2 separate regions of the Homo sapiens genome follow, and region 1 is linked to region 2. A link is a contact called in ENCODE POLR2A ChIA-PET data. All regions are on one chromosome and are shown on one strand. The core of a region is the stretch at or near the end of the contact, and the rest is flanking DNA. Distances in the headings are between cores, read along the strand shown.

Evidence for each region. ChIA-PET counts read pairs that join two places held with the same protein, here RNA polymerase II (POLR2A).
Region 1: POLR2A ChIA-PET joins it to region 2 with 12 read pairs in PC-9. The contact joins two enhancer-like sites. POLR2A ChIA-PET finds 5 or more read pairs at or near these places in 3 of 52 experiments (PC-9, activated CD4-positive, alpha-beta memory T cell and activated T-cell).

Annotation. Positions count from the first base shown.
Region 1 is chr17:4,915,896-4,922,107 of GRCh38, reverse strand. No RefSeq gene overlaps it. Among named protein-coding and RNA genes, the nearest start is that of GP1BA, 13 kb to the left of the region's middle. Within about 2 kb of position 1,652, at least 4 of the 41 ENCODE cell types and tissues checked have a DNase peak (open chromatin) inside an H3K27ac peak, as active enhancers do.
Region 2 is chr17:4,245,049-4,252,163 of GRCh38, reverse strand. The region is part of intron 1 of ANKFY1 (ankyrin repeat and FYVE domain containing 1); the gene reads left to right. Among named protein-coding and RNA genes, the nearest start is that of ANKFY1, 15 kb to the left of the region's middle. Within about 2 kb of position 3,948, at least 12 of the 41 ENCODE cell types and tissues checked have a DNase peak (open chromatin) inside an H3K27ac peak, as active enhancers do.

The sequences.
Region 1 (6,212 bases), core at 403-2,902, 670 kb before region 2:
ACTGCACCGGCCCTGAATTTTTAGTAGAGACAGGGTTTCACCGGGTAGGCCAGGCTGGTCTTTGAACTCCTGACCTCAAATGATCCACCCGCCTCGGCTTCCCAAAGTGCTGGGATTACAAGTGTGAGCCACCACACCTGGCTCCGTGTAGTTTTTTTTTTTTTTTTTTTTTTTTGAGACAGAGTCTTGCTTTCTCACCCAGGTTGGAATGCAGTGGTGTGATCACAGCTCACTGCAGCCTCCGCCTCCTGGGCTCAAGTGATCCAAACACCTCAGCCTCCCAAGTAGCTGGGACTACAGGTGTGCACCACTACACCTGGGTAATTTTTGTATTTTTGGTAGAGATTGGGTTTCCTCATGTTGGCCAGGCTAGTCTTGAACTCCTGACCTCAAGTGATCCGCCTGCCTCCCCAAGTGCTGGGATTACAGGCGTGAGCCACTGCGACTGGCCTAGACTAGTGTTTGACCAAACAACTGACTACTACTATTAGTCTGGCCAAGTTGACACATAAAATTATCCATCACATCATACCTTGGATGTTTATTGTAAACTGCAATACATTTTAAAGTTTACAATAGGCCAGGTATGGTGGGAGGACGGCTTGAGCCCAGGAATCCCAGACCAGCCTGGGCAACAGAGCAAGATCCCACCTCTAAAAAAAAAAAAGAAAGAAAAAAAGTTTATATTAAAAAAAAATCCATCTGAGAGACTTCTGCTTATGGGAAGATGGAGTACACTTTCTTTTACCTATTCCACCTGCTAAATACAACAAAACCCTGGATATTATACATAAAACACAAAAGCTAAACACGGTGGCAGGTTCCTGTAATCTCAGCTATTCAGGAGGCTGAGGCAGGAGAATCGATTGAACCTGGGAGGTAGAGGTTGCAGTGAGCTGAGATTGCACCACTGTTCTCCAGCCAGGGCAACAGAGCAAGAGTCTGTCTCAAAAAACAGAAAAGAAAAGAAAACAAAAATGAAAAATGAAAAAACAACCCACTATTCTAGATGTTGCTGTGAAGGTATTTTCAGATGTGATTAACCTTTAAATCAGTATGCTTGGAGTAAAGCAGATTATCTTTCATAATGTGGGTGGGCCTCATCCAACCAGTTGAATGGCTTAGGAGGAAAGGCTGAGGTTCCCTTGAGAAGGAAGGAATTCTGCCTCCAGACTGACTACCTCTGGACCCAGGATTACGTAAACTGTTCCCTTGGTCTCTAGCTTGCTGACTCCCTAGTCAAGGTTTTGGACTTGCTAGCGCACATAATCATGAATCATGTCAGCCAATTCCTTAAAATAAATATTTGTCGTGTGTTTGTGTGTGTTTGTGTGTGTATGTATACATCCTATTGGTTGTATTGGGTCTCACTCTGTTGCCCAGGGTGGAGTGTAGTGGCGTGATCATGGTTCACTGCAACCTCCTGGGCTCAAGCCATCCTCCTGCCTCAGCCACCCGGGTAGCTGGGACTACAGGCGCGTGCTACCATGTCTGGTTATGGTTCTGTTTTTGTAGAGTGCCCTGACTAGTACCCATGATTTTCACTTTCTGGAATTTTTTTTTTTTTGAGACAGGATCTGTCTCTGTCACCCAGGCTAGAGTGCAGTGGTGCAATCACGGCTCACTACAACCTCCGCCTACCAGGCTTGAGCAATCCTCCCACCTCAGCCTGCCCAGTAGCTGGGACTGCAGGCACATACCACCACACCAAGCTGATTTTTGTATTTTTAGTGGAAATGGGGTTTCGCCATATTGCCCAGGCTGGTCTGGAACACTCTTGCCTTGGCCTCTCAAAATGCTGGGATTACATTAGCGAGCCACCAAGCCCGGCCTCTGGAATTTGTTATTCTCTTTATGTTCTATGTGCATTTTAAAATAATATGTATTCCCTGTTGAGATAATATATACTCTCAAATCCTGTATACTTTTTCTTATTTTTTGTGTACTTGATCTGTCCATTTCTGGGCGAGGTATGTTAAAATCAAGCACCCCAATTGTGGATTGTTCACTTTATTCTTTATTTCCATACAATTTTACTTTATTTTAAAGCTATGTTTTTAGATAGACAAATGCCTATGACTATTAGCTAGTCAACTTGCTGGCTGCTGTAACATATTACCACAAATCGAGTGGCTTGCGAAAATAAAATGTATCCTCTCACAGTTCTGGAGGCCAGAAGTCTGAAATCGAGGTGTCCCCATGGCCACACTTCCCCCGGAGGCTCTAGGAGAGAATGCTCCCCTGCCTTTTCCAGTGTCTGGCAGCTGCCAGCATTCCAACGCTTTCCTTGCTTTTGGAGCTTTATCATTCTAATCTCTGCTAGTGTCTTTATATCACTTTCGCTTCTGTGTGTCTGTGTCTTCTCCTCTCCTGTCTCTTATAAGGACACTTGTCATTGATTTTCGGGCCCTCTTGGATAATCTAGAATCATCTCCTTATCTCAGGTCCTTAATTCATTTACATCTCAAAGTTCCTTTTTCCAAATAAGGTAACATTCACAGATGTCAGGGATTAGGATATGGATGTATCTTTTGAGGGGGGCCATCATTCAGCCCGCTACAACCATGATAGCTTCTTGGTATATTATACCTTTTATAAAGATGAAATATCCCCCTTGGTCCCTTTTAATGCTTTCTGTTTTGAATTCTTTTGTTTGGCATTAATATTGCTATATTTGTTTTCTTTATATTAGTATTTTTATGCCATAATTTATTCTCTTATTTTCCAGATTTTTTTTTTTTTTTTTTTTTTTGAGACGGAGTTTCACTCTTGTTACCCAGGCTGGAGTGCAATGGCACGATCTCGGCTCACCACAACCTCTGCCTCCCGGGGTTCAGGTGATTCTCCTGCTTCAGCCTCCTGAGTAGCTGGGATTACAGGTGCCCGGCTAATTTTTTGGTATTTTTAGTAGAGATGGGGTTTCACCATGATGGCCAGGATGGTCGCGAATTCCTAACCTCAGGTGATCCACCTGCCTGGGCCTCCCAAAGTGCTGGGATTACAGGCATGAGCCACCATGCCTGGAATTTTCCAGCTTTTTACCAACTTGTTTTTGTTGTCTCTTGCAAACAGCATGTAGCAGAATTATTTTATTTATTTATTTATTTATTTATTTATTTATTTTTGAGACAGAGTCTCGCTCTTTGCCCAGGCTGGTGTGCAGTGGTGCAATCTCAGCTCACTGCAACCTCCTCCTCCCAGGTTCAAGCGATTCTCCTGCCTCAGCCTCCCGAGTAGCTGGGACTACAGGTGTGTGCCACCATGCCTGGGTAATTTTTGTATTTTTAGTAGAGATAGGGTTTCACCATGTTGGCCAAGCTGCCCCTGAACTCCTGACCTCAGGTGATCCACCCTCCTCGGCCTCTTAAAGTGCTGGGATTACAAGTGTAAGCCACCATGCCCAGCTAGCAATCATTGATTTTTAACATAACATTTAAATGTAACTTTCTATCAAAATCTAGAATTAATAACTATTGATTGCCCCCAAAACAAGACAAGGTTCTTAGAATGTGTTTCGTTTTCTATCCCTACCCCTTCATCTTTCATGAGATATCACCGAGAATTTAAATTATAGATTACTACTTCCATTGTATTTTATGTATTTGTTTACTTATTTATTTATTTTTTGAGACAGGGTCTCGTTCTGTCACCCAGGCTGGAGTGCAGTGGTGCGATCATAGTTCACTGCAACCTCTAACTCCTGGGATCAAGCAATCCTCCCAACTCAGCTTCCTAAGTATCTGGGACTAGAGGTGCCCACCACCACATCCAGCTAATTTAAAAATTTTTAGGCCAGGCAGGGTGGCTTACGCCTGTAATCCCAGCACATTGGGAGGCTAAAGCAGGCAGATCACGGGAGGTCAGGAGTTCGAGACCAGCGTGACAAACATGGTGAAACCCCATCTCTACTAAAAATACAAAAATTAGCCAGGTGTGGTGGCAGGCGCCTGTAATCCCAGCTACTGGGGAGGCTGAGGCAGGAGAATCGCTTGAACCCAGAAGGCGGAGGTTGCAGTGAGCCGAGATCGTGCCATTGCACTCTAGCCTGGGTGACAAGAGCGAGACTCCATCTCAGAAAAAAAAAAAATTTTAGTAGAGATGAGGTCTCACTAGGTTATCCAGGCAGATCTTAAACTCCTGGGCTTGATTCTCCCACAACTGCTTCCATTTTAAAACATCAGTTAGAGCTTTCTTAGACTTACCAATGCATTAGCTGCTTTCCTTGCTTACTGTTGCTTTGTGAGTCTCATGTCTTCTGGGATTCTGGGATGACATCTGTCACTCCTTTCAGCTGCTCAGCACCCGAAGGCCTTTTCCTATGCTCCAGACCTCCCACATCATGAGCAAGACCCTGCCTCTCACTAGCAAATGGGAAAGCACCAGACCCTTGGTTCCTTTGCAGCCAGACCCCAGGCATCTCTCTGGGGCTTCTCCAGGCAGGCTTTCCTGTTTGCCTGAAGGGCCACACCAAATCTGAACAGGGCACCAGGAGGCAATTCCACTTGGTCTCTACCTGCAGGATGGGCCTACTTCTAAGAGCAGCAACCATTTAATACGATATTTTTTTCCCCAGTGTCCTAAACACTTTTGAGTTAACATTAGTTGCCTAGGCTGGAGTGCAATGGTGTGATCTTGGCTCGCTGCAACCTCAGCTTCTTGGGTTCAAGCGATTCTCCTGTCTCAGCCTCCCCAGTAACTGGCGCGCCCAACCATGCCCAGCTAATTTTTTTGTGTTTTACTAGAGACGGGGTTTCACTACGTTGGCGAGGCTGGTCTCAAACTCCTAACCTCAAGTGATCCACCCACCTCAGCTTCTAGAAATGCTGGGATTACAGGTGTGAGCCACTGCACCCGGCCAGACATTATATTTCTAAGACATATTCATATTGATGTACCCACAGCTATAATTCATTCATTCGCAATGCTTTATTGTATTTAATGAGTAAAAGGCAGTTTTCCTTTCTGCTGTTTATGATCATTTGCCTTGTTTCCACTTTTTTCCCCCATTATAAATAATAGCCAGGCTCAGTGGCTCATAGATGTAATCCCAGCACTTTGGGGGCTGAGACAGGATTGCTTGACTGCAGAGGCTTGAGACCAGCCTGGGCAACATAGTAAGACCTCATCTCTGCTAAAAATGAAAACAAAAATAAATCAGCCAGGTATGGTAGCAGGTGCCTGTGGTCCCACCTACTCGGGAGGCTGAGGTGGGAGGATCACTTGAGCCCGGGAGGCGGAGGTTGCAGTGAGCTGAGATTGCACCACTGCAGTCCAGTCTGGGTGACAGAGCAAGACAACTGCCTCAAAATAAATAAATAATAAAATAAAATAAAATAATGAATTAATAAATTAAAATAAGAAACTGGGGGGCGATGTGAGTCCCAGACATTAGCATTTTTGCTAAGATTTTATTTTTATATAATTTAAAACTTACAGAAAAAAATACCAGAATAGTACAAAGAACTGCATGCCCTCTTCCCAGATTCACCATGTGTTAACATTTTGTCTCATTTGCTTGATCATATTGTCTTTCTCCCTCTTGAGTGTTTTTTTCTGGAACCATTTGAGAACAAGCTGAAGACATTATGTTTCTTTACCACTAAATATTTCAGTATGTGTTTCCTAAAACAAAGACATTTCCTTATATACTACAGTGCAGTTATTAATTTTAGGAAATATAACATTGATACAATACTCACATCCAATCTACAGTCCATAATCCCATTTAGCCAATTGTCCTAAAATGTCCTTGACGGTTGTTGTTTTTTGCTTTTTTTCTTTCCTGTCCAGAATCCAATCCAGGGCCATATCACTTTAATTTGCTTTAGTTCCTTAACCTGTCTTTATTTTTCATAAATTTGACATTTTTGAAAATTATAGTCCAGTAATTATGTAGAGTTTCCCTCAATTTGTCAGATGTTTCCACAAGGTTGTATTTGGGTTATGTTTTTCTGGCAGGAATATTACACCAGCGATCTTTCTTGGTGGGTCCTATCAGGAAACACATTATATCAATTTCACCCTTAATGGGGATGTTAACTTTGATCCTTTGGTTAAGGTGGCATCCGCCATGTTTCTCCACTGTGGAGATTCTGTTTTTTTACTTTGTAACTAAGGAGCACTTTCGTGGAGAGATACTTTGATACTATGTAAATATCTTGTTCCTTCTCAATCTCTGGCCTATATCCTGCAGCATCCACTGATAATTTTTT
Region 2 (7,115 bases), core at 2,699-5,198:
TTATTTACTGTACATTTATCTTGTTTGGTGAACTCTCCAGTTTTTTTGCTCTTTTTTATCGGGTTGTCTTATTGAGCTGTAAGAGTTCTTAATATAATCTGTATACAAGTCTTTTTTTTTTTTTTTTTTTAAGACGGAGTCTCGTTCTGTTGCCCAGGGTTGAGTGCAGTGGTATGATCTCAGCTCACTGCAACCTCTGTCTCCCGGATTCAAGTGATTCCCCTGCCTCATCCTCCCTAGTAGCTGGGACTACAGGCGCACGCCACTGCACCCAGCTAATTTTTGTGTTTTTGTAGAGACGGGGTTTTGCCATGTTGGCCAGGCTGGTCTCAAACTCCTGACCTCAAGTGATCCATCCACCTTGGCCTCCCAAAGTGCTGGGATTACAGGCTGGGAATGAGGCGTTTTTTGTTGGATGTTTTGCACATATTTTCTCCCAGTCTGTGGCTTGCCTTTTTATTTTTTTATGACTTTTCAAGAACAGTTTTTAAAATTTGGTAAAGTCAAATTTAGCCATGTTTCTTCTGTAATTTTTTTTTAACAGTTTATCTTTGTTTAATCTGAGGTCACTAAGATTTTTGCTATGTTTTAGTCTGGAAGTTCTGTAGTTTTTGTTTTTTTTTTTTTTAATTTTTATTTAATTTTTAAAAATTTTACCTGTCAATGATTTGAAGCTCATTTTTAAAAATTGTTTTCTTTTTGTTTTTGTTTTTAAAGAGACAGGAAGATGGGGTTTCCCAGGCTGGAGTGCAGTGGCTATTCACAGATGTGATCATAGTGCTTTATAGCCTCAAACTCCTGAGCTCAAGTGATCCTTCCTCCCCAGCCTCCTGAGTAGCTGGGACTTCATCTGACTCTAGAAGGGCTACAGTTTTAACCCTTACGTTTAGATATGTGATTTTGAGTTAGTTTTTATATGTAGTGGTGTCTAGGAATAGGGATTTGCGTTTTCATATGGATCTCCAATTGTTCTGGTCCCATTGTTCTTTCCTCATTGAAATGCCTTCACACCATTGTCAGATCATTTGTATAAGTCAAAGTCTATTCCTGGATTCTGTTATTTTCCATTGCTCTGGATATCTATCTTGATGCCAGTTTGATGCTGTCCTATTTACTGTAGCTTTATACACAGCCTTGAGTCAGGTAAATGCTAAACCTTTTTCTTTCCCCTGCCCAGAATTTTTTTGGCTATTCTAGGAACTTTGCATTTCCACCCAAATTTTAGAATCAGCTGTCTGTGGTTATGCATGCATGTAATCCCAGCAGTTTAAAAGACCAAAGTGGGAGGATCCCTTGAGGCCAGGAGTTCAAGACCAGCTTGGGCGCCATACTGAGACCCTGTCTCTACAAAAAAATTGGCCAGATGTGGTGGTGCTCACCTGTAGTTCTAGCTGTTTGAGCCTAGGAGTTCGAGGCTGCAGTGAGTTATGATCAGGACACTGCACCCCAGCCTGGGTGACAGAGGGAGACCCTGTTTCTAAGAAAAAAAAATTAGAATCATTCTTTCAAATTCTACAAACACAGTTTGCTGGGATTTTTATTGGGAAGGTATTGGATCTATAGACCAATTTGGAGAGACCTGACATCTTAACAATATTGAGCTATTGAGCCTTCCAATCCATGAGCGTAGTATATAACTCTCTGTTTATTTAGGTTGCCTTTCATTTCTGTCAGCAGTGTTTTTATAGTTTCAGTGTGCATGCATTGCACATTTTGTTAAGTTTATCTCTAAATATTTTGTATGTTTGGTATACTATTAAAAATGCATTATCATAGCCCGTACATTGGTAACCTAGAGCTTTGATAACATGAAATGAAGTAGGAAGAAGACTTTGATTTGAGGAAGATATGAAGTTTGATTTTGGACTTGTCGAGTTTATAGTAGCAGTCAGTCATTCTTTCAGCAGGAGCTGTTGAAGGAAAGAGAGATTTGGGTCCATTTTTATAGCAGTGACAGTAAAGTATGGGTATGCATGAGACCATGTTCAGGGAAGAAAATTTAGAAAAAGTTCAGATGTAGGTCTGCACCTTGCAGCACTGTGCCGTTTTAGAAAGTGGGTAGTCAGAATAGGAGGTGAAGGGTCTGTAACAAGGTTAGGAAGAAAGCTAGAGTACAGAGTTAGGAAGCCAAAACAAGAGTTTTAAGAATGGGGTGGTTGAGAGTCGGAGGCTACAGAGAGGTTGAGGAGCTTGAAGAATAAGGAAAAGGTCATCAAAGTGGGTGATTTGATCATTGTGACTATTTAGTAGAGTGATGTGGGTTGAAGCCAAGTTTCAGAAGGTTAGGGAGGTAAGGCAGGAAGTAGTGACCAAAGAGGACTCTTAAGAAATGGGTGGAGAAGGCAAAGTGTATGATAGACTGCGCAGTCAAGAGCATAACTGTGGAGAAGAGATGTTTGTCTAGGGGTGGGAGGCATTACTGTGAGCCTGTTTCTGAGGGTGAGGAGGTAAGCTTGGAGACAGGCATATCTTGAAGATGCAGTGGCTGCTGTTGTGGATTAGAGTTTGGTAAGAAGTGAGAGGTTACAGAATTCTAGGTGTTCCAGATAGATAAACTGCTTTCTTCCCTTTTCATTTGGCTCTGGCTGTCATTTTAACGTTCTAATTCTTTAAAATCACCAGCAGGGGGACAGGGCTTGTATGGCCTCTCAGCCAAATCTGACCTGAGACCTGTCGACTTGTTTTTATGCAGTCCTTAAGCTAAGAATTTATTTATATGTTATAGATGTAACATATAAAAATAACTTATAAATATTAACTATATTTTAAATATTTTAACCTGGTTGAAGAAAAATCAAAACAATGTATCATGATGTGAAAATTATATGAAATTCCATTTTCAGTGTTCATAAATAAAGTATTTTTAGGGAAACAGCCACATTCATTAATTTGTACTTTTGTGTTCCAACTGGCAGAGTTGAGTAGTGCCCCAGAGACTGTATGGCTCCCAAAGCCTAAAATATTTGCTATGTGGCCCTGTACGGAAAGTATGCCAACTCCTGACCTAGAAGGAAGAGTGTTCTAAAAATCATTCTTGGTTTCTCTTCTGACTGTGCCATATAACTTCTGAAGAGGTAATTTGCTGATTAACTACTTTTTTGCAGTAGACATTGCACTCTTTATTTTAGGCTATTTGTAATGAATGAAGATTTTTTTGTCTTAAGCATGTTTTGTTAACTCAAGAGTGATGAACTATCAGAAAGAATACTTATTGAAAGTCTGATCATAGACTGCACTCATGGAGAACAGATAGGTATTATTTGGAAAGAAATATGAGAAAATTGGAAGTTTCTGGCATTCTTCACTGATACTTAGCGTAGCTTTTTTGGTGAAACTCTAGGTTTTATCTATTATTTAAATTTCTAGGTTTGCTCTCCTCTCCTCTCTCCTCTCCTTTTTTGAGACAGAGTCTTGCTCTGTCACCCAGGCTGGAATGCAGTGGCATCATCTCTGGGACTACAGGCATGCGCCACCATGCCCGGCTAATTAAATTTCTAGGCTTGCTTTTCAAATGAAAGTTGGAAGGGGACAAAGAAAAAACCACGGCTGAAAACTGGTCACTTGATGAAGAATAAGTAGGCAGAGGAGTAGCAGCAGCGGTAAGCCTTACTAAACCAGACACTGTTCCGAGTGATTTAACCTATCCTAATGACTTTACACGTACTTCTCTGACAGTGGTCCCCAATCTTTTTGGCACCAGAGACTGGTTTCGTGGAAGACAGTTTGTCCATAGATGGGGTAGGGAAGGGAGTAGTTTCAGGATGAAACTGTTCCACCTCAGATCATCAGGCACTGGAGTCTCATAAGGAGCATGCAACCTAGATCCCTCGCATGCGCGGTTCACAGGAGGGTTCACGCTCCTGTGAGAATCTAATGCTGCTGCTGATCTCACAGGAGGCGGAGCTCAGGTGGTCATGCTGACTCGCCCGCAGCTCACCTCCTGCTGGGTGTGGCCCAGTTCCTAACATGCCACAAACTAGTACCCGTCCACGGCCTGGAGGTCGGGGACACCTGCTCTAAGATAGTATCATTAGTCTCATTTTCCATGTGAGAAGACTGAAGCACAGAGAGGAAGTAAGTAACTTGCCCAAGGTCACACAGCTAGTAAATGGGTAAGCTGGGGTCAAACCCAGTCAGTGAGACTCTGGAATGCGAGCTCTGGGCTATCAGTGTGCAGGGAGAATCTTGCAACACAGGACTGACTACCCCGGGTTGCCTTTCTAAGAATTGTAATAATAGCTAATATATTTTGACCACCTACTGCAGAGCAGGTTGTATTCTAAGGTTATTACATGTATTAGTACTTTCAGTGTTTACAACATCCTTGCAGGTGAAGAGAATGAGTCACCTGCCTAAGGTGTATCAAAACTAGGCAGTAGTGGGGCTGGGCTTGATCCCAGTCAGTCTGGCCCTAGAACCTGCACACTGTAAATTCTCTCTCCATTTTGCTCAGAATAATGTTGTACTTTTTCTTGTAAGAACTGTACAGCTTGGTGACACTTCAAGGACACATTTGCATTGCTGTTTGTAAGCAGACAGTATTCCCCACGGGCTGGTAATGTCTCAGCCATAAGCACTCCTCCATTATACTGTGAAATGGTATGGCAATTGAAGTAGCGCTGGTAAGTGCTCATAAGCTGCCTGAGTGCATTAGTGATCCTTTGGGTTTCCCCCGACAAAAGCTGCCGGGTGGGGGAGCATCTGTAATTTTGTGACTAAGAGCCCCAAATCATGCTAAAGCCCTCCTTTTATCTAGCTTCTTCTCTGCTCATTACCTTGGTAGTTTATATCTTGTGTCATTGTCCAGGCAGCTGCTACATATTTGAATCAGGAATTCTGTAGAGAGACTGGGGCTGTTGCTGTAGATTTTGGAATTTATGTGTATAACTGATATTTAAGGAAATGTGTATGGTTTCCTAGAGAGCAGAGAGGGGGAAGATGGCTGAAACAGAGCTTTCAGGATCTCCTCCATTTGAAGGCTTAGATAGAGGAATCAGCAACTTTGCAGTCATTTTTTTTTCTTTTTCTTTTTCTCTCTTTTTTTTTTTTAAGACAGGGTCTCTCTCTGTCACCCAGGCTGGAGTCAGTGGTGCGATCTCAGCTCACCACAACCTCTACGTCCTACCAGGCTCAAGCGAGCCTTCTGCCTCAGCCTCCTGAGTAGCTGGGACTACCGGTGCCCACTACCACCCCTGGCTCATTTTTGTATTTTTTTGTAGAGACGGGGTTTCACCATGTTGCCCAGGCTGGTCTCAAACTCATGGGCTTTAGAGATCCTCCTGCCTGGGACCCACAAAGTGCTGGGATTACAGGTGTGAAACACCACACCCAGCCTAGATTGCCCTTTTAACTCTTAAAAGAGGCACCTCCTAATCTGCCAAAATGCTTAATGCATAAATATTTGCAGATCAACAGTTTAAGTGAAATGGAAATGGAAATTCCCCAGCCAGCTATAGTCATGCTGGGTTGGAGGTCTTGAGGAGCAAAAGATTTAGGTTGGCTAGAATATGGTGTGATTGAAACCAAGGTTAGAGGGTTCAGGTTGCTTATGGAAGAAAAGGTTACCACTGTGGAAACTTGGGGGCTGTCTCTTGGCAAGTGGGATATAATTTTGTAGCCACCAGGTTGAACTAGCAAGATGTGGTATATACTATAGCCATCCTTTTCAGCTGACTTGCATAGCATCTGGTGAGTGGCTGATACTATTGTCAGTGAACTCTTGGAGGAGAGGGCGAGGCTTGGGCTCATAATTATTTGTATTTCTCGTAGAGAAATATACTGTGTTTATGTACTTTGTCTGTTTGACAAATCTGTTGACTGATACAAGCTTAAAAGGAGAATCTGACCAAGAAAATAAAAGATCGAAACCTTCTCTTGCATTTTCTGGGTCCAGTATGCTACAAACAAATACAGGCTTTATTTAAATCTTTTGAAGTAAGATACTACTTTTCTGGAACATTTTCTTTACACTAGCTTAAACCAGGAGGTCTCCTGCCACACTCCATTTGTATCCCCTATCAGAGTGCTCTCAGGGTTTACTGCGTTGGCTTAATTGCCTGTCTTCTCTATTACTCATAATTTTTTTTCTTTGGTTGTTTTTTGTTGTTGTTGTTTGTTTTTTGAGACGGACTGTCCTCTGTCACCCAGGCTGGAGTGCAGTGGCACGATCTTGGCTCACTGCAACCTTCACCTCCTGGGTTCCAGCGATTCTTCTGCCTCAGCCTCCTGAGTGGCTGGGACTACAGTTGTGTGCCACCACACCCAGATAATTTTTGTATTTTTAGTAGAGATGGGGTTTCACCATATTGGCCAGACTGATCTTGAACTGACCTCATGATCTGCCCGCCTCAGCCTCCCAAAGTGCTGGGATTACAGGCATGAGCCACCAGACCTGGCTGGTTGTTTTTTTTTTTTTTTTTTTGAGACAGGGTCTTGCTCTGTTGTCCAGGCTGGAGTACAGTGGCACAATCTCGGCTCTTTGCAGCCTGAACCTCCTAGGCTCAAGGGGATCCTCCTGCCTCAGCCTCCCAAGTATGGACACCTCTGGTCCTAGCTACTCTGGAGGCAGAGGCAGGTGGGTCGCTTGAGCCTGGGAGTGCAAGACAACGTAGCCCTGGCAACATAGCAAGGCCCATCTCTCCAAAAAACTTAAAAATTTATAGCCAGGTGTGATGGCACACACTTGTGGTCCCAGGTACTAGGGAGGCTGTCAGGAGGATCACTTGAGCCCAGGAGTTTGAGACCAGGCCTGGCAACATAGTGATACCCCATCTCTACAGAAAGTTTAAAATGTAGCCAGGCATGGTGGTAAGCACCTGTAGTCCTAGCTACTCTCGAGGCTGAGGTGGGAAGATCACTTGAGTTCAGGAGTTTCAGGAGTTTGAGTTCAGGAGTTTGAGGCTGTGATGAGCTAGGATTGTGCCACTGCGCTCCAGGCTGAGTGACAGAGACCCTATTTCTTTAAAAAGAAAAAGAAAAGATTGGGAAAGGATGCAGGGAAGCACGTGAAAGAGACAGAGAACCAGAATCAGAGGATGGTATTGTGGTTGCTGGAGTAAGAGAAGGGATGGACAACAGTGCAATGTGGTGTCAGAGGTCTAGGAGGAGAACCACTG